Linked DNA regions of Homo sapiens: region 2 is linked to region 1. Evidence: chromatin loops called from intact Hi-C (ENCODE). Cell type or tissue: endothelial cell of umbilical vein. All regions are shown on one strand. Each heading gives the region's core, and the rest is flanking DNA. Links, peaks and the distances in the headings are about the cores only. Region 1 has its middle 13 kb from the start of NOS1AP. Region 2 holds the start of UAP1 (UDP-N-acetylglucosamine pyrophosphorylase 1).

The links. Hi-C counts contacts between places; a loop is a spot of excess contacts. Peaks named below come from ENCODE experiments on the same cell type or tissue, not always from the same donor. Only the 100,000 strongest peaks of a DNase experiment are listed, where the experiment ranks them.
Region 2: it touches region 1 in a loop (4-fold over the local background); 7 of 110 quality-filtered maps call a loop at or near these places.

Annotation. Positions count from the first base shown.
Region 1 is chr1:162,050,960-162,061,750 of GRCh38, forward strand. No RefSeq gene overlaps it. Among named protein-coding and RNA genes, the nearest start is that of NOS1AP, 13 kb to the right of the region's middle. RefSeq lists an enhancer at 5,018-5,532. In endothelial cell of umbilical vein, for the core only: a CTCF peak has its summit at 5,196 (motif pointing right); DNase peaks (open chromatin) are centred at 4,322 and 5,202; H3K27ac peaks cover 1,218 bases.
Region 2 is chr1:162,555,706-162,566,496 of GRCh38, forward strand. UAP1 (UDP-N-acetylglucosamine pyrophosphorylase 1) reads left to right here and starts at 6,017. Exons shown (of 11, transcript NM_001324116.5): 1 at 6,017-6,072; 2 at 10,307-10,643. The coding sequence starts at 10,364. It overlaps UAP1-DT (UAP1 divergent transcript), which reads right to left and starts at 5,648. Exons shown (of 3, transcript XR_426859.4): 1 at 5,533-5,648; 2 at 4,770-4,947. RefSeq lists silencers at 5,606-6,505, 9,999-10,058. In endothelial cell of umbilical vein, for the core only: no CTCF peak of the experiment used is centred there; DNase peaks (open chromatin) are centred at 5,756 and 6,806; H3K4me3 peaks cover 1,908 bases; H3K27ac peaks cover 1,973 bases.

The DNA.
Region 1 (10,791 bases), core at 1,788-9,787:
TCAGGAGTTTGAGACCAGCCCAAGCAACATGGTGAAACCCCATCTCTATTAAAATACAAAAAATTAGCTGGGCATGGCAGTGTGAGCCTGTAGTCCCAGCTACTCGGGAGGCTGAGGCAGGAGAATTGCTTGAACCAGGGAGGCAGAAGTTGCAGTGAGCTGAAATCATGCCACTGCACTCCAGCCTGGGCAACAGAGTAAGGCTTCATCTCAAAAAAATATATATATATACATATATATATATATATGTATATATATATATATTTCCTGGATGATGATAGAAATTATTTTTATTTCTGTCAAATCCATCAGACTGTAGCCTCTTAGCCCGTAGTTGTTTTCAACTATGTCCCTAGCATGTATTTGAGAATTACCTAGTCATGCTTACTAGAAATTCAGACATCTGGTCCAATCCCAGAGTACTTTTCTAGCTGGGGCCCTGGGAATTAGCTTTTCAATACATTCTCCTCCCCATACCCAAGATGATTCTTATTTGCACTAAGTTTGAATCATTGGTTTAGAAGACAAGAAGTATATCCTTTTGTTATTGTTGTTGTTAAGTGTAGCTTTATTTGTAAATGACCCAAACTGGAAACAACCAAAATGTTCTTCAGCAGACGAATGGACAAACTGTAGTATATCCACACCATGGGGTACTACATAGCAATAAAAAGGAACAAACAATTGATACATGCAACAACTTGGATGGATCTCAAAAAAATTATGTTGAGTGAAAAAGGCCAATCTCAAAAGGTCACATACTATATGATTCCATTTACACAATATTCTTGAAATAAAATTATAGAGATGGAGAACAGATTAGTGGTTGCCACGGGTTAGAGATGGGGGATGGGGTAGGGATGGCTATAAAGGGCAATAACAGAGCCTTATGGTGGTGGAGCAGTTCTGTATCTTGATTATATTCGTGATCACGTCAATTTACATATGCAATTTTTTTTTTGAGACAGAGTCTCGCTCTGTCACCCAGGATGAAGTGCAGTGGCGTGATTTTGGCTCACTCCACTTCCTGGGTTCAAGTGATTCTTGTGCCTCAGCCAGCTAATTTTTGTATTTTTAGTAGAGACGGGGTTTCACCATGTTGGCCAGGCTGGCCTCAAGTGATCCACCTGCTTCAGCTTCCCAAAGTGCTGGGACTATAGGCATGAGCCACCACCTGGCCTCACATGCAATAAAACTGAACATCACTACACACACACATACATGAGTGCATGTAAAACTGGTGAAATGTGAATGACCTCTGTGGATTGTCCCAATGTCAATTTCTTAGTTGTGAATTAAGAATTACATCCTTTTTAATCTTAATTCAAACTCCACTAACCATACAGGATGCTTCATACTGCATTCTCTGATGATGATAATGTAATGTGTACCCAGTCCCTACTTGTAAATCCTTTATAGCTAGAGCTACTCAGCCCCTACTTACAGGCCAGTCCCCCACCTAGGTTTTTGGATTAGTCTTATAGTTGTGCAGAAAGAATTTAGGAGCCACAGGTTAGTGTTTAGTGGTCAGCATCAAGGGTGATGATGCTGTGACATCAATATCTGTTTAGCCCTTCCCTCTTTTTTTCCTCTCCTTGGTAGCTCCAGGGAAGGGAGAGAGTTCACTCCATAGGATCCACCTTTTCTAGGAGGCCCATTTCCCACATTGTTAGTTGGTTCATTGCATAAGGCTTATCTGTAGCCTTCTAACAAACTCTTCCCCCTCTTCCCCTCCATCTCTCCCATAGCTCCATACAAGCAGCTGATTGGGCAGGATTTTAGGCTTGGGTAATATTTATATCTGTGTTTTGGCAAAAGAGTGAAGCATTATTCACTTCACTTCAAACCGACTGTTCCAGGTCTTCAATCAAGTTTTAGAGCTGTCTCTAAATTTTAATTATATTATTTCCTGTAGCCTAATTGGCACTCAATTTAAAATATATTATTGATAAGTCATCACCTCTATGTGCAAACCCATGCCTCAGACCAGAGAACCCTTTGATGTTTAGGTCTCATATTTTAAAGGAAGAGATGTAGATATCAGTGGCTCCAAACCCATTTCTTTCTGGACCAGTGAAGGCATGCAGAGGAAGTCAGGGCTTCCTTTTTCTCTCAAGCTGATTCCTCAGACCGCTTCTTCCTTTCATATCAAAGGTTTCAGTCAGTCATCCATTTTTCTCAGCTCAGAAATTCTGACACAGGGAGCTTACTTGTATGTGTGACCTGCCATTATACCTTGTTGTGCCTGGAAGTGTGAGAAGGGACAGAATTTTTACTTGAAAGAAGACAGTCTTGTTTCCAAAGAATGACAGAGAGGGGTTCTTTGCCTTTCCCATCAAGTAAGACTTCCTTTCAGTCTGAAGAGAGCCAGTCTTGAAGGGCACTTGGTCGGCAGGCACCCTTGCTCCCACTCATCTGTATTTGTACCCTTGGGTTCTAGCTCCAACTTCCTGGTAACCCAGGGGAGCAACTCTATGGAGATCCTGGCAGGGTTACAGAGGATCCTTGGGGGTACAGTTGATCATTCTAGACAAATCTCCCCAGGAACAGGTTGTTTTTCCAGATTTTACAGAATATAGTATTTATAAGACAATATTTCTTTTGCTTTCTCTGTCTCTCATGGCAGAACTTTTCATGCTTAATTGTTCCAAAGTACTGTTTCGTCAGAGCCAACTACACCAAAAATTCTTGTTCCCTTCTGAGATGGAATTACTGCTAGCAAGCAACTTTCCAGCCTGAGAACCCATCTCAGCTTCCGGCACATGTGAGAGGGACCATGCTACTAGTTCTCATCAAGAGATCTTAAGCAGAAGGGATGTGTGTCACCTCTGGGCTGAGGTGGTTATGTTCCAGGTACAGGGCATTTCATCTCTTTCTTTGACTGCCATTTGGCTGAATGCAGAGGATCCAGGAGAGGTGACAAGGAGGGCCTAGGGGATGGTGGAGCCACAGGATAGAAGGAGCCTGGATGCTGAGTTGCCACTTTAGGAGAGAGCTGCCAAGGAGAGCAGCTTGACCAGGAATGTCTGAATCTGTGACTTGCCATTATGCTTTGCTGTGCCTGGAAGTGTGTGAAGAAACAGAATCTTCAAATTTATGTGAGACAATATCAAAGACTTGGAACCAACCCAAATGCCCATCAATGATAGACTGGATAAAGAAAATGTGGCACATATACACAATGGAATACTATGCAGCCATAAAAAAGGATGAGTTCATGTCCTTTGCAGGGACACAGATGAAGCTGGAAACCATCATTCTCAGCAAACTAACACAAGAACAGAAAACCAAACACTGCATGTTCTCACTCATAAGTGGGAGCTGAACAATGAGAACACATGGACACAGGGAGGACATCACACACCGGGCGGGGCCTGTCGGGGTGTGGGGTGGGAGAGGAGGAGGGATAGCATTAGGACAAATACCTAATGTAGATGACAGGTTGATGGGTGCAGCAAACTGCCATGGCACATGTATACCTATGTAACAAACCTGCACGTTCTGTACATGTGCCCCAGAACTTAAAGTATAATTTTAAAATATTTAAAAAAATTTATGTGAGAAATAAACTTTTATTGTGCTAAGTTACTGAGATTAGGGATTATTTGTGACAGAAGCTGGGGTTAATAACCCTGACTGATACAACCATCTTCCTTAGAGTGAGGATGAGGAAGAAAAAGACAGTAGAGGGTCAGGGAGAGGACGGCCCCCATTGGCCACATATATAAGAACAACACATAGAACTATGAACTAGAAACCCAAGTGCCTAGAATCCCATACTTCACAAATGGAATCAGCATCTCTATTTGTCCTGCCTAAAAATACAGTATTTAAATCTAATAGTTATCAAGTTGCATTTTGCTGGCAGTGCAGGAGACTTAGAGACAAATGAGACAGAGTTGCTTAAGTCTTTTGTGGCAGCACAGTCCCTGCCAAACAGAAACACTGGATAAATATTTGTCGAATTGGATAGTTGGAGTCAGATATGAAACAAAATGTAACACAAGGTAAGTGTCTACACAGGGCTATGGGAATAGACAATAGAACAATTAATTTTGCTTGCATAGAGTATGTGTGAGTGGTTAGTAAAGGCCCCAGTGTCTAGATGTCTTTTACAGAACAAAGATGCAGACAGCCCTGGGTTCCTTATAGCTCTTAGCAATGAAGCTGATGGCTTGGGCTCACCCCCTGTCACTGCTGCTCTGAGAACTCCCAGGCCTTCCTGACTCCTCCACCCGTGGTCCCCCCCATCTAGATCACCCTTTGTTGGTTCCTTTCCTCCTTCCCGTGCACATTCCTGTAGTACTCTCACACTTCCCTTCCCAGCACCTCTAGGGAGGCCAGGGCTTCAGGACACCACCAGGGAGATATTCTTGCCCATTTCTTGTTTACTATGAGTCAGCCCCGACTCACCACCCAGGGCTGTGCATCCTGAACATAGGTTTTTCCAGCCTTTGATGAGAAGGCAGTGCTGTGGCTCTCCTATGACCAAGAGAGAAGCCAGCACCTGGTTATCCATGGAGTTACCTTACCTCACCACCTTTCCTTTCTGCTCACACCTTTCAAGTTTAGGTTCTGGAGAGGTTCTCAGGGGAGTAGGCACATGGCCTGGGCCTACGGGCTTCTTGGTTCTCACAGGGGTCCAGGCTCTAGTTCTAGTCTATGCTTTCTTTTCTTTTCTTTTCTTTTTTTTTTTTTTTTGAGATGGAGTCTTGCTCTGTTGCCCAGGCTGGAGTGCAGTGGTGTGATCTTGGCTCACTGCAACCTCCACTCCTGGGTTAAAGCAATTCTCCTGCCTCAACCTCCTGAGTAGCTGGGATTACAGGCGCATGCTGCCTGCCTGGTTAATTTTTGTATTTTTTTTTTTTTTTACTAGAGATGGGGGTTTCACCATATTGGCCAGGCTGGTCTCGATCTCCTGACCTTGTGATCCGCCTGCCTCAGCCTTCCAAAGTGCTGGGATTACAGGCGTGAGCCACAGCGCCCGGCCTCTAGTCTATGCTTTTGAGGGCATTAGGGGAAGTTTGTGTTTCAAATATATTTTGATATTCTTAAACATGTTTCATGATCTTTAAAATAAAAAGATGAATCCAATGTGTTCTGTAAAATGGGGGTGGAGGTGGATCTGAGGGTTCATTTCTCAGGCTGCATCTAGATCTTTTAGGAGGGCACCACTACTCAGTTCTGCCTCTTGAGGGCACCAGAGACTGTTTTGCCATCCACAGAACAGCAGGGAACTAGGCAGCCATCAGCTGAGTGACCCATGAACAGGCGATGTTTGGCCAGCCAGGGGAGCCCTGCTTGGGGGCCATAGCCTTGCAGAGCTCTGCCAGGTTAGTGGGATGATGACGGGACCCAGAAACCTGAGCTATGGCTTCAGCTCTGCTCTCAGCTAGCTGTGTGCCTTTCAAAAGCCATTTAACTTCCCCGGGCTTCAGCTTCCTCCCATGTATTAAAAGTAATGGCCAAAACCTCAATTATCTTTGCACCAACCCAAAAAAAGGCCAGGGGTAGAAAGAGCTGACCCAGATGGCTTCTTCTATATTTAGGGCTTTGAATTGCCCTAAATCATGGAAAAACTGGAAATGATAGAACGGCATAGATTCTTATTTCCTGGAGCCTTTGAAAGTGTTCCGGTCCTGAGCCCTGACCTCGACATGACCAGAAATTGGTTATGGCAAGATGGCTGGGAGCAGGGGGCAGGTGCTGACAAAGAGTAAATGAAGAAAATGAGGCTCAGGAGATAAATCAGAGTGGAAATGTCACAAGCTCTCCCTAATTTAGAATCATAACTGATGCTAGGAAAAGGACCTGAGAAAGATTGCATAACCTTTTTGTAACTATCCTCTGCCTGTCCAAGCTGTGTATGAAATAATAGCTATGAAACACAATACAAGCTAAGGGGGCTTTGGTAGCACTCAATAGCCCTGTTGAGATGTGGGTGGGTGTCTCAATAGTATTCCGAGTCACAAATGAACTTTCCTTGACATTTCATTTCCATACCTGAATTGTACATAATATTTTGGTTCACACCAACTCACTGAGGTAGGAAGACAAAATGCATGTCTATAGCATTAATCTTGGAAAAATGAATCATTCATTCATTCATGAGTCAACTAACGAAAGAAAGAGCAAGCGCCGAGTGGGAGAGTCTTGGCTGTGAGGGTAGTAAAGGCAATTCTGATTCAGGCACAACTCTTAGGAGTGGAAGTCTTTGGCCCCCGAGCAGAGAGAACTTGGTTGCAGGTCAGTGGGGTGTATTTCACTGTCCCAGATGGCACTTGTATGTAGGTTAAACTCAGAATCCAAAGTGTTGCTAAAGGACTGTATGGAGAATATGTGGGGAATGGGAGCAAACGGTAGTCTTATATGTTGTGAATGCCAGAGGATAGATAGAGACAGCAGGGGATGTTCTGAATGCTGAAAAAACCACGTTACCATTCAGTTGGGGGCGACATCAAAATTCTGCTCCTTGCCTTGTAGGGATGTCAGGTGGGATATGGGTCAGTAAAGCAAGATAGAAGTCTGGGGAGTAATAGTGCTTAGAGAGGCATCAAGGTAGTGGGATCCCTAAAAGGCTTTTTGAGAGGGAGTTGCCATTCCAAATTCAAGAACTTGACACTTTCCCTAGGGAGCCATAAGGAAAGCAAAGTACCTTTTCTTTGATCTTGCTTTGTAGACATGTCTTCTTTCAGAAAGTCCCTCCTATCAAGGGAGCCACAGGTAGATAGGGGTACAGTGGAGAGGGTTATAAAAGTCAAGGACTAAAGAGAAGGAATACACAGAAGGCGTGGGGTGAGCATGGAGGGTGGCTTGCCTTCAGACCTGGCTCCAGTGCTTATACCTATGTGATCTCGGAAAAACCCTATAATCTTCCCCAGCCTCAGTTTCCTCTTCTGCACTATGGGAGCCATACTTGTACCTCTCTCAGAAGGTTCTCATAAGGATTAGGTGAAATATAAACAAATATAAACAAAAGGCTTTTTAAAACTATACGGCATGGACTGAAAATAAACTATTATTATTATGAAAGGCAGAGGCGGTAGGTGCATACCAGAATGCCAGGATTATTACTTTTCACACATGGTGGTGTTTTGGGGACCCCTGCAGCCTTGCTAAAACTACTTCTACTGGGTGACTGCAGGTGTTAGCAAATTAAGTTTTTAAAAGGGCTCAAGAGCACCTGTGTGCGGGCTGAATCCTTGCATTATGACTTGGCAGCCTGGTAGGGCATGCTGGTCTCTGGAAATCACCTTTTGTAGTAGGCTGGGAGGGGACCTGGGGGTACCCACAAATTATCTGCTAGTTCTCCACTTTACGCAGGAGATCTACTTCTACCTCATCGTGGTAACCTACAACTTACATGACAGCTAGCCATGGTGACCAGAAACTTTATTGTTTTGTAACCCAGTAGGCCATGAATGCCTCCCTGGTGTGCCAAGAAATTGCATATACCATAGTTGTAGAGCCAGGTAATACAGGCATGCATAGGTTTGGACACAGGGCCTAGGAGGAGAAATCCTGGGCACCAGCCAATGTAATGTATTCCCAAAACACATCTTTGAAAGGCTGGATGGACCTTCTTGTCTCAACGCACCACTAATGCCACCATGGCATGCATCTGATAATAACAGATATCAACTGAGAGCTTACAACATGCCAGAAACTGTGCTGTTTTACATGCATAATCTCATTGTTTTAAAACTTTTTTATTGTAAAATATACATAACAAAATTTATCTTAACCATTTTTAAGTGTACAGTTTAATGGCATTGAGTACATTTGCAACGTTGCATGGCCGTTACCACTATTCATTTCCACAACTTTTTCATCATCCCAAACAGAAACTCTGTACCTATTAAACTATAACTCCCCATTTCCCCTTCCTTCCAGGCCTTGGTGACCACTCTTCTACTTTCGGTCTCCATGAAATTGCCTATACTAAGTACATCACACAAGTAGAATCATACAGTATTTGTCATTTTGTGACTGGCTTATTTTATTTAGCATGTGTAATTCCTAAAGTTTCATCCACATTGTAGTATGTGTCAGAATTTCCTTCTTTGTTAAGGCTGAATAATATTTCATGATATGTAAATACATTTTGCTTATCCATTTATCACTAATAAATATTTGAGTTGTTTCCACCTTTTGACTATTGTGAATAATGCTGCTTACAAGTTTTTAAGATGGAAAATTCTAAACATATACAAAAATAGAGCACAAAATATGATAAAACCTCATGTACAATGATCAACTCATCAACAATAATCAACTGATGGCCAATTTTGCTTCATCTATATGCCCACCTACCTCCCCCCATCCCATATTATTATGAGGCATCTCAAACATCATACAGTAATTGTTTCTAGTTTACAGAAGAGGAAGCTAAGGGACAGAGAGGTTTGAATTTGACCAAAATTCAAACTCAGGCAGTGTGATGACTGGGCTCATACTTATAAGTCTTTGTGTGTGTGTGTGTGTGTGTGTGTGTGTGTATGAGTGTGTGTTCATACATATACACACATGCATGGGGTCAACCTTGGGCAAAATTGCATATTTGGAAAAGTTTGCCTCTGGTGCCTCTCCCTGCGTCTTTTCCCATACTTGGATGCCACGTGGACTTTAAACATATGAGCACAAGTTTGAAGTCTTAGTTCTTAGTTACAGGTAGAGTCAGTAATGCCTGGCCTCCAGAGTGGGTGTGAGGATTAAAGGAGATAAGATCAGTAAAAGTGTTGGGCACCTTCAAGCATGTGGCAGATCAGTACACATGCTTTCCCCTCCCTTCCTTGGGGGGCCAGGCCCACCTTCCCTCCACAAAAGCAGACCTCAAGGAAACATGCACTATCAGAGCGCAACTCTCAGATGTCAAGGGGTAATCACTGCTGGGGGATTTGTGTTGTGAAATAAAGGATTTTTACCCTGCCAGTGAGTACACGACAGAGGTGGTGCAATTCCTTCTTGCCAATGAAATCATGTATGCGTGTGTGTGCAAGCATGTGCATCCACAAATGTGTAAAATAGGTTGGTGGACAAGTTCAGACTTCATTCTCTACCCAGACCATTACATTTTCTTTTCTCTGAGGAATTGTGACCCTGAAACAAATAACCACTTTTTCTCTCTTTGTCCTCTATTGGCTAAAATAGGAGGACAAGTCCTTTGTTGGGACCCTCATCATTTTCTGGCCCAAGGATACGAAACCACGGGACAGAGGTCTGAGCTCAGACAGGTCTTGGCAAGCCTGGCTCATTTCACTTCTAATCCTCTGTGGCCAGGCCCCTGGAGGTAACTCGGGAAGGACTGCAGAGCTCAGTGGACAACGGAGCAGGACTCATTGGTTGACCACAAAGTCTCAGGTAACCTCAAAATGTATCTGCAGAGGGGACAGGAGGGCACTGTGGCCTCAAGTATATTGAGTGATGGTCAGCAATAGTCTGGTTGGCCACTTCCTCTACCTGGAATGGGCTTTTCTGATCTTGCCCATGGAAGTAATAGAATCCTTTAATGCCAAGCTCAAGTACTGCCTCCCCTGTGACATTTTCTGTGTCTCCTCCCACTCTCCACCTCCACCCACCCCTGGTTGCCATACAAAGTGATCTCTCCTGCTCTGAACTCCATGGTATCACTTTTGTGCCCTCTGAAGCACTTTTAGTGCTTTATTTTTATACCATCGGAATATCAGTCTTAACTCCTTGATAGATCAAAGTGAGTTCCTCCAGAACAAGAACTGTTTCATCTATTTCTTTCCACTGTGAAGAGCCATTCAGTCATGCAACTAATGAGCATGCAGACTAATGAGCTGACAGAGCATGCAGTCAGCAACTAATAAATATCTGTTGGCTAAATGATCAGATGTCTCACACAACCATGGCACATAGCAGGCACTCACTAAATGCACACCGAACGAAGTAACATCCATCTCCAACATAAGAGACAGTTTACCCTGCCACGGATGTTCAGATGGAAACCAGTTTCATATAGCCCTTCAGGCAATAAAATATTTCAAAACCTCCATGGAAATAACCATACAAACTGCCTTGGGTAGCACCTGAGATGGTCTCAAATGGGGTTTCGAGTATTCTAATATCCCAAAGTGTGGCATTTTTATTAGTCTGTTTATTATTCTAACTGGCATTCTGAAGAATTTGAATGTCACAAAGTAGTACATACTTGTTGATTTAAGATAGTCTTGATGAGAATATCTGACCAGAATATCTGCTCATCAGCAGAATAATGGTTGACATTTGTAACAGTGACCCTGTAGTTACACAAGAAACCCAAACACCTTATTTAAGGAAGTGTTATAATATCTTTGGAAACTTGCTTTTTAAAAAGCCATTTTAATTTTCTTTTCTTTTTTTTTTTTTTTGAGATGGACTCTCGCTGTATCTCCCAGGCTGGAGTGCAGTGGAGCGATCTCGGCTCACTGCAAGCTCTGCCTCCCGGGTTCATGCCATTCTCCTGCCTCAGCCTCCTGAGTAGCTGGGACTACAGGCACCTGCCACCACACCCAGCTACTTTTTTGTATTTTTAGTAGAGACGGGGTTTCACCATGTTAGCCAGGATGGTCTCTATCTCCTGACCTCGTGATCTGCCCGCCTGGGCCTCCCAAAGTACTGGGATTACAGGCGTGCGCCACCATGCCCAGCCCTTAATCTTTTTTTTTTAAGACAAGATTTCACTCTGTCACCCAGGGTAGAATGCAGTAGGCGATCGATCTTGGCTCACTGCAACCACCTCCTGGCCTCAAGCAATCCTCCCACCTCAGCCTCCCAAGTAGCTGGGAC
Region 2 (10,791 bases), core at 1,278-9,277, 500 kb after region 1:
ACAAGTGTGAGCCATCTAGCCCAGCCTGATTCTATATTTTTAATAGAGGACTATTCTATTTCACTTTTTTCTTTCTTTCCTTCTGTCTTTCATTTATTCACCTAACATTTATTTATTATTTATTTTATTTTATTTTATTTTATTATTTTTAGACAGAGTCTCGCTCTGTCACCTGGGCTAGAGTGCAATGGCACCATCTCAGCTCACTGCAACCTCCACCTCCCGAGTTCAAGTGATTCTCCTGCCTCAGCCTCCTGATTAGCTGGGATTACAGGCGTGCACCACCATGCCCAGCTAATTTTTGTATTTTTAGTAGAGACAGGGTTTCACCATGTTGGTCAGGCTGGTCTCGAACTCCTGACCTTGAATTCACCTAATATTTATTGAATAGCTACTGTGTGCTAGGCTTTTTCTCTTTTAATTCTCTTTCCAACTCCATATTTCAATTTTGTAGATGAGGAAACTGAAGTTCAGGGAATTTAGGTGATTTTTTTCCAGGTCTCACCGCTTCTATATACCTGTTTTATTTTATTTTATTTTATTTTTGAGATGTGGGTCTCACTCTGCCGTCCAGGCTGGAGTGCCGTGGTGTAATCTGGGCTCACTGCAACCTCTGCCTCCCAGCCTCAAGTGATTCTCCTGCCTCAGCCTCGCAAGTAGCTGGGACCAGAGGTGCACACCAGCACACCAGCTAAGTTTTTGTATTTTTGGTAGAGACAGGGTTTCTCCATGTTGCTTAGGCTGGTCTTGACCTCCTGGGCTCTGGCAATCCACCTGCCTCGGCCTTCCAAAATGCTTGGATTACAGGTGTGAGTCACCGTGCCCGGCTCTATCTATCTATCTCTCTGTCTATCTATCTATCTAGCAGATGAAATATTATCTTTTGGAAAACCAAGCTGAGATCATAATACACTGCTAAAAATACATACATTTTGGTAAATATTCCATTTTGGTGTTTCAAATTTTACAGTTTATTTAATAGCAACCCTTAAGTAGATATCTCACTTTTTTTTTTTTGAGACAGAGTTTTGCTCTTGTTGCCCAGGCTGGAGTGCAATGGCGCCATCTCAGCTCACCGCCACCTCTGCCTCCCGGGTTCAAGTGATTCTCCTGCCTCAGCCTCCAAAATAGCTGGGATTACAGGCATGTGCCACCATACCCGGCTAATTTTGTATTTGTAGTAGAGACAGGGTTTCTCCACGTTGGTAGGCTGGTCTCAAACTCCTGACCTCACGTGATCTGCCCGCCTCCGCCTCCCAAAGTGCTGGGATTACAGGCCTGAGCCACCGCGCCTGGCCAGATGTCTTACTTTCTAAGTTCTCAACCTGAGTACAAATTCCTTGGTCTTTTTCATTAAGGAGGCAGCAGGAGTTAGAGAAGGTGATGGTGTTACAAGGGGGGAAACACATGAAGGCCTCTATCCCCAAGGCTGCTTATAAAAGGGCAGCCTCCCATGAGGAGTGAGGCTGTCCCTTGCCTCCTGCCTCTTTCCCAAACCTTCTGGCTGTCCTTTTGGGAAACCTCTTCATTCCTTCATACTTTCCCTCCTCTGAGCTCTGAAATCCTTTATTTGTGCATTCACTATGGCGCTTATGACTCTCTGCATTGAAAAAGAAACCTCTTCTATCTCTATTATTGCACTATAAGCCATTAAGGACACAGAATCTTTTGATTCCCTAGAATGTCTATCACAAAGTCTAGCACAGAGCAGCCAAATAAACATATTTTGAGCAAACATCAGTTTGTTCTTTTTTGAATGCTGAAAACACGCCAGTTTGCGCTTAAGAGAATAGTTCAACTTCAGAGACATCCATATATAAACATGGAGGGATTTCAGGCAATGCCCGCTCTGTACAGGTTTCTGTGCTCTTCATCTAAGCCTCCACTGTATCCAACTAGAAGGCTGAGAATCACAGAAAAACATTTTCCTATCATTATTCCCGTACTAAGGAGGCACAGTTGCCACCATAAACAGCACTTACCGGTGGCATTTACAGCTTCTCAGGTGATGTGGCATTCTGACCAGATGCCAGAAGGCTTGTGACATGGTACAGATATGCTGTTCTGTACACTGTCACACCTTTCCTGGATCATTTTCCTTCAGAGCTGTGTGCTCTGTGGGTTAAAGATTTTCTTTTGTGTTGGACTGGTAATGAACAACTCCACTGTTGGTTGTATTTTAAAATTTTATGTAATTTCAATCTTACTTGAAGAACAGTATAAAGAAGTTCTAAATACCCTTTAAATTAACTGTGTTTTCCTCCATTTACTTTACTATTATTTACTTTGCCTCCCAAATTTCTTTCTTGCCTACCCCCATGTATTTATGCACATATATTTCTTTCTGAGCCTTTTATTTATTTATTTTTTGAGACAGGGTCTCACTCTGTCACCCATACTGCAGTGTAGTGGCATGATCACAGCTCACTGCAGCCTCAACCTCCTGGACTAAAGCGATCCTCCTGTTTCAGCCTTGGGAGTAGCTGGGTCCACAGGCACATACTACCATGCCCGGTTAATTTTTATGTTTTTTAATAAAGATGGGGTTTTGCCATGTTGCCCAGGCTAGTCTCAAATTCCTAGGCTCAAGTGATCCTCTCGCCTTGGCCTCCCAAAGTGTTGGGCTTACAGGCGTAAGCCATTGCTCCTCATCTTTCTGAGCCATTTAAGAATTACAGACATCATATTCTTTTACCCCTAAATATTTTAGTATGTCTTTCCTAGGAACATAAACATTCTTTTACATAACCACAGCACAATGACCAAAATCAATTTATTTAGTCATTTGTTCATATCCGCAACACACATGAAATAGCTCCAGAATTTTTTCATTTGATCAAATATCTTGTGTGGCTTTTAGGCATCTTTTATAACTCTCCTTACACAGATTTTGCACATTTTGCGCTAAATTTATACTTAATTTTTTTTGTTGCTGTTATAAATGGGATTTTCTCCACCATCGTGTCTTCTAAATGTTATAATGTGTGTATATGAGAGCTATTGATTTCTATATGTTCATTTTATAACTTGCTACCTTACTGATATGGTTTGTCTCTGTGTCCCCACCCAAATCTCACCTTGAATTGTAATAATCTTCATGTGTCAAGGGCCAGACCAGGTGGAGATAATTGAATCACTGGCGTGGTTTCTGCCATAGTGTTCTCGTGATAGTGAGTTCTCATTAGATCTGTTTTTTTTTTTTTTTTTTTGAGACAGTCTCGCTCTGTCATCCAGGCTGGAGTGCAGTGGTGAAATCTAGGCTCACTGCAACCTCCGCCTCCCAGGTTTAAGCGATTCTCCTGCCTCAACCTCCTAAGTAGCTGGGACTACAGGTGCGTGCCACCACACCCAGCTAATTTTTGTATTTTTAATAGAGACAGGGTTTCACTATGTTGGCCAGGCTGATCTCAAACTCTTGACCTCGTGATTTGCCCGCCTCAGCCTCCAAAGTGCTGGGATTACAGGCGTGAGCCACCGCGCCTGGCAGATATGATGGTTTTGTAAGGGGCTTCCCCCTTTGCTCAGCACTCATTCTCTCTCCTGCTGCCCTGTGAAGAGGTGCCTTCCACCAGGATAGTAAGTTGCCTGAGGCCTCTGCAGCCATGCAGAACTGTGAGTCAATTAAACCTCTTTTCTTTATAAATTACCCAGTCTTGGGTATCTCTTGATAGCAGTGTGAAAACGGACTAATACACTAACCAAAATTTTTCTGTGGTTTGTTAGTCTTATTGTTGACTCTCAAGGGCTTTCCAGGTATTCTCTCTTGTCATTTGCAAGTCGAAGTAGTTTTATGACTTTTTAAAATTCTTAAAAAATAATTTTTTAATTCTTATATATTTTTTCTAATTTATAAGCCTCTTAGGATTTCTGTTGTCTAACTTCATTAGCTGATACCTTTGGTGTAATGTCAAAAAATCATAGGTAGTGTGAACATCGTTGCCTTGTTTTCTTCAATCAGCTCTTAAAAGACCATGTATATAAAAAGTATTTCGAAGGACAGAAATAACTCTAGTGTTAGACATTTCTGGACATTTAGCTGGCAAGATGAGATTATGGCCCCTCTTATGCCTAGTAACCAGAATAACAAACAAATGAAACTTCAGCAAAAAAGGGTAAAAGTACAAATGTGATTTTATAGTAGTTCATTAAAAACATTGAGCTGGACCTCAGTTCTATCTTTTTTCTTTAAAGGATTGCTAACTAATAATTTTGCTCTTTACTCAGTCATTCATCTATGACTTATAGAATGCCTATAATATTCCAGACATTATCTTAGGTTCTTTCTCATTTTTTACTATACCCATGTGAAATAGGTATTAGCTTCATTTCATAAAAGGACATTGGAGTTTGGAGTGGTTAAATGACTTACCCAAAGTCACACAGTTAGTAAGCGTAGACTGATTTTGAATCTGGGTCTCCTAGTTTGAATTAATAAGTGCTCAATAATAAATAATAACTAAAGGTTATTTAGTGTTTACTGTTTTACATACTTCATTTATATCGATTGGTTTAATACAACCACCAAATGGCATTTTCATCTTTATTGTCTGTTTTTTATAGATGAGAAAACTGATAGCACAAGTAGCTTGCCAAAGATCACAAGCAATAAAGCTGAAATTGTCTTCAGATCCCATGATTAAGAAACCAATCACTACACTATAAACCAATCACTACACTATTCTTCTTTCAAAGAAACGAAGGAAGTTCTAGGATCATGAGAGATGGAGAGTATTCAATCTCCTGAATGTAAATCTACCAGCATTACTTACCAAGTTTAAGTTTTTCTGTTGTTACTTGAGGCAGTGGGTGATTATGCAATTGGTAAAGGGAATGAAAAGGCCTTTGCACCCAAGAAAGTAGAAGAAAGGCGCCTGAATCTCTTTATGATAGGTGGTATGTTAAATCTAGGTATTTTCGTATTTCAACATATTCCACTTCTTGCAAAAGCTGCAAAATGCAACACAACTTTAAATGTAAACATAGCTTCCAAGGGCACAGTGCTGAACATATAATAACCTGTGTGTGCACACCCACACTAGGTTATGTAACAGGACTGTAAACACTGGTCCTGGAATGGCCTGGGAGGTCATCTAGGTCCTCCACCATCTTTCTGCAGAGTACTGAGGCCTAGCGACGTTAAGTCTGCAAACTCACAAAGATGACCCCGGGCTTATACTACCTTAGGTTACCTACTACCTTTGCTTGCATTTCCTCTCTCCTTTCCTGTCTGTTTGTGCAAAAGAAAAAAGGCCTGGCTTCGCCTTCTTGGGAGCCAAAACACAACCAAACAGAGAGCGAGTTTGGAGCCCGGCCAGGCATCTTGTGAACTGCACACAAAATAACTAGCCCAAGGTCAGAGAGCGCGCCAGGCCCGCCCTGAAAGTTTCTCCGCAGGAAAATCCACCGCCCTTTCCCAACCACCCGCGTGGGTGGCTCGGAAATCCGCCACCCTGGGGACACAGCTCCCTGCCCATCTCTGTGGCCCGCTTGTGCCCCGTGCCGCTGGGCCGACTAAGAGCCTCGGGCTCGCACCTCCCAGTACAACCTAGGGACGTCAGGGGTCCTGGGACCCACGAGCCGCTCTCTGCCGGCCGGCTCCTGGCCCCTCCTAGCAGACCCAACCGACATCCTTCACCCTCAGTTAGTGCGCAGGAGGGACCGGGACGCCAGCCGACTGCGCTCCAGAACTATTCCCATTGGGCCAGAGAATGAGTGACGCACTAGGCCCCGCCCCGGCCCGGTGGGTTACTCCTTTCATGCCCGGCCCCCATCCCTAGCCCCGCCCCGGCGCCCCGGGCCGCGGCCGCCTCCGCGTCCGCGTCGTCGTCTGTGCTCCCGGCGCTGACGTGTCTGGGCGGTCGGCTTCCACTCCTTCAGGCGTCGGCAGCCACTAGTCGTGGCGAGAGGGGCGGGGTGGCCGGGGCTGGCGCTCCACTTGGCCCCCGCTCCCGGCCCGCCCCGCCGCCGCGGCCCCCCGGATGAGGGTATATATTCGGAGCGAGCGCGGGACGCCGATGAGTGGCCGCGCGGAAGGAGCTGGAGACGGTCGTAGCTGCGGTCGCGCCGAGAAAGGTGAGGGGCTCCCAGCCCAGCGAGGAGACGGCGGGGCTCGGGACCCGGGCGGGCGGAGGGCCTGGCCCCACCGCACACACGGCCACGCGCTCAGACGTGGACACGCGTCGCACGAACGTGCACAGCGCGGGCAGCCGAGCACACGCCGAGGAGCCTCCCGCTCGCCCGCAGACACACACCCCAGCCCGTGCGCCCCGCAGTCGCACCCCATCCTCCGCCACCCCGCGAGAGGGTGTGTGGGCTGGGCAGCCGGGTGGATGGCGGGGCCAGGGATGGAATGAGCGCGCCCCAGATGGACTGGGGGCGTTGTGGGAGGAGGTCTGGGCCAGTGTCTGAGTCCGAGGGGGTCGTGTAGGCGTGTGGGGTTGGGAGTGGGGCCTCTCCCGGGTGGGCAGTAGAGACCTCGAGGCTCTCAGGCTAGGGCCTTGTGGACAGTTATACCAAGTGTGGGGGCCTGTAGTGGGACAGGAGATCGTTGGCACTGTCAGGTGGAAGCGAGTTGGTGTGTCTTGAATATATGAGGAAAAGATTTGAGAGGTCTGACAAAGACAGGGGATACATTTGGAGGACAGGACAGTGGGACAAAACCTGTTTGCTTGCCACTTTTTTCTTTCTTTTTTTTGGTTTGGTTTGCCATGATACTGGTAGTGAGAGAGAATTGAAATTTCTGGGTTTCCCCTCTCTTGGCCAAGCAGAAGGATGGTATTGGAGGGCTGAGCACACGTATGCTGAACATATGGCTGCTTGAACTTTGGCCTGTCGCTGTGCTACACTTACTTCTACATGGTTTATGAAATCTGAAATCAGGTAATAGGATTATGATCATATGTGTGTGTCATTTGGTATTGCAAAAGTTTAAGGACTTTTAGGTGAAATTCACTGGGTGTGGATCCAAGAGTTCGCCGGAAACTCAAGGCAGTTGTCTATTCCTTCACGGTTAGTCAGTTGGCTCACTTAGCTGGAGCAAAGAAAGACTTCATAGGCTGTGCTGCCAAGCATTTATAGGATTCAGTTGGTGGTTATGTCTCAACTCTGATACTGTTTTTCAAAAGCTTTAAGAGGTTTACTTATTCATTTCGAGGGCATACGTATACCAGCAGAGATAGGGGCTGGGTGGGGGAAGCCAGAAAAGGAGGGAGAAATACTGGATTTCTTTAATACTGGTATTTAAATTCTAATAAAAATATATTTGATAATGGTAGATTATTACCAAATTTTTCATATATTTTGATGCAGATGGATTAGGCTGTGGGCATGTACCAAGTTTTGTCATAATTTCTCGAGCAGATTTTCAACTTTTTCAGATTTCGGTTGTCAAAATAAAAATCCATATCTTTTAACTCTTCTGTTAATTGCTGCTTACCATTACACGTGCCTCTAAACATCGTTAATGGGAAACATGCTACTATTTTTGTGGCATGAAGGTGCTTATATCTGCCTCAAATAAATATAATAGATGAATTGTGCTTGTCCAAAACTCAAGTATGGTCGTTACATTATGAACATTATACAACATGTAGATGAACACATGTTACCAGTGGTTTACGCCCAGATATCAAAGTTTAACCTATGAGGTACCCTTTTTTTTTTTATTTTTATTTTTTGAGACGGAGAGTCTCACTCTGTCGCCAGGCTGGAGTTCAGTGGCGTGATGTCGGCTTACTACAACCTCCGCCTCCCCGGTTCAGGCGATTCTCCTGCCTCAGCCTCCTGAGTAGCTGGGACTACAGGCGCGTGCCACCATGCCCAGCTAATTTTTGTATTTTTAGTGGAGATGGGGTTTCACCATGTTGGCCAGAATGGTCTCCATCTCTTGACCTCATGATCCGCCCGCCTCGGCCTCCCAAAGTACTGGAATTACAGGCGTGAGCCACCGCGCCCGGCCCTATGAGGTATCTTATTTGCATGGATTCATTTTCCCAAGTGTCTGAAGGTGGAGGAGTATCTAATGATCTTTTAGGAAAAGTTTGGTTTATATCTTAAAATGTTATAGTAATATGTTTGTGTATGCCTTTTATCAGACAGAGCACTCTTTACTCTTGACTATCTTGAAGGCATGTGAGAAAGGTTGGTTGTCTTATATTCATGAGGAAATCTATGCACAGGGAGGTAAAATGATTGCATAGAATCAAATGATAGAGAAGGACCAAGAACAGGGACTTCCTATTCTTTGGTTATCTGGTTCCTTGCTGATCTTCCTACTACAATGTACTCCCTTAAATCAGAGGCAAAGCAGCAGCATAAATAAGGTCTTGGGAAAGACTACATTCCTTGGAAAATAATTTAATATAAATCTGTTCCTCTCAAGTGTCTTTTTTAATGTGATTTTTTAAAATTAAAAAATAATAGCATCATGACTCTTGAAACCTATATAAATCAATAGGAATGCCTTTTAATACCATAATGAACATTGAAAGCTGAGTGTTGTTATTACCACCTCAGGGAACACACAGATGTAGGTTCTCTAGACCTGAGCTTGTAAATGGAGTTTGATGTTTAATGATCCTGGTGAGGTAGATACTATTATTAATCTCATTTTACAGATAAGGTAACCGAGGCATGGGGAAATTAAGTGGCTCAGCTTAGCCTAGAATTGTGCTCTGAACTACCATGTGTATTACTTTTCACTGTTCTTATAGGAAGAGAAGATAAGTGTCTTTAGAACCTACTTTTAACCTCTGTCTCTCACATCGAAGCAATTATAATGCAGTGATGATTCTTTACAGTGACCCTCAAATTTATTCCTTTCACTCTCATTTTCTCTGCCACTAATCTGGTTCAGACCTTTGGTATTTCATACCTGCAGTTGTCTTTTAACTTCTTTTCCTGCTTCTAGTTGTCCCTCCTTACAATCTATTGTATCCATTGCTCCTTTCTCTCATCTCTTTAAAGCATGGTAACACTGCCCTGTTTGAGAATCTACTGTTCGCTTTCTATTACTTATTCTCTGAAGTCTAAATTCTTTTGGTTAGTTTTCAGGCTTTTCATGATCTAGCCCTACCCCAGGCCATTTTATATCATTTGTCATACGTTAACCTTCTTACTGCTTTCCATCCCACACGTGCTTGCTCATCATGGCCACCAGGCTCTGCTTGTTTCCTAATCTTTTATTTTTTTGAGATAGAATTTCCTGTTGCTGAGGCTGGAGTGACATGATTACGCCTCATTGTAGCCTCGACCTTCCGAATTCAGGTGTTCCTCCCACCTCAGCCTTCCAAGTAGCTGGGACTACAGGCATATGTTACCACATCTGGCTAATTTTTGTGTTTTTTGTAGGGGTGGGGTTTTGCCATGTTGCCCAGGTTGGTCTTGAACTCCTGAGCCCAGGCCTGTGCTGGGATTACAGGTGTGAGCTACCATGCCTGGCCTCTAATCTTATCTATGTAGTCTGCCCAACCCTTAACACATGGCTAGATTGTGCCTGTTTGTGAACTTTCTAGACAGCACCTATCTCCTGTTGCATTTGTCTGTATTGGGCAAGTAGATTAAATATTTCCCCATTTTCTTATTTTTTAGCACTATGAAGTTTAACATTTTACTATATTATCACAGAATATAGCTCTTTAGAAAACATTTGTCTTATTCACTGATTGTTATATGTGTATTGCTTGTCTCTTTAAGGAGGATCCAAGTTTTTAATGAGTAGAGAAAATAGATGTGTTATTGCTTCTTTGCAGAAGTTGCTAATGAAATGAAATGTATTTTTCCTTATTATAGGTTGTTCTGTCTTCCTGAATATTTCATTATACTGACTACAACAACACATGATAGTATTTCTATCATTAGAGATACAAGGAAAACATTTAAATATTAAGCAGTCAGGTGTTCTTTCAGTGGTAGCTTAGTGGTCAGAGGACTAATACAGAGACAACTAAGTGTGGTAGAGAGTGTGAACCATGTCATCAGGCTGCCTGGGTTCCTGTCCCAGCTCCACTCACTGGTTAGGTTACTTAGCCTCTCTGCCTGTCTTCTCAGCTGTAAAAGAGTGGTAATAATAGTGCCTATGCCATAGTGTTGTTGAAAATTAAACAAGACCATGAAGGTAAAGTACTTAGAAGTGCCTGGTACATATTATTGTCTTACAGGTTTGATCTCTTACAAATATTGAGTGATGGAAAAGCAGAAGTTAATTTTTTTAACATCGTTTTGAAATATTCTTATTTTTAGAGGGGAAAAAAGCCCTCAATTTTGGAGGTTGGATTTTGACATGCCATTAATTACTTTTCTCTTTTAGGTTTACAGGTACATACATTACACCCCTATTTCTACAAAGCTTGGCTATTAGAGCATTATGAACATTAATGACCTCAAACTCACGTTGTCCAAAGCTGGGCAAGAGCACCTACTACGTTTCTGGAATGAGCTTGAAGAAGCCCAACAGGTAGAACTTTATGCAGAGCTCCAGGCCATGAACTTTGAGGAGCTGAACTTCTTTTTCCAAAAGGCCATTGAAGGTTTTAACCAGTCTTCTCACCAAAAGAATGTGGATGCACGAATGGAACCTGTGCCTCGAGAGGTATTAGGCAGTGCTACAAGGGATCAAGATCAGCTCCAGGCCTGGGAAAGTGAAGGTACTGGGCATGTACATATTTCTTACTGAAGTTTATTTGAGATATACTAAAATTGTTCAGGTAGCTGGATCATGTCACTAATATTTTGATTCATACTACATTAAACCAGGTGACCTAGCAGAAAGTGACAAAATTGTCTTTTTATTTT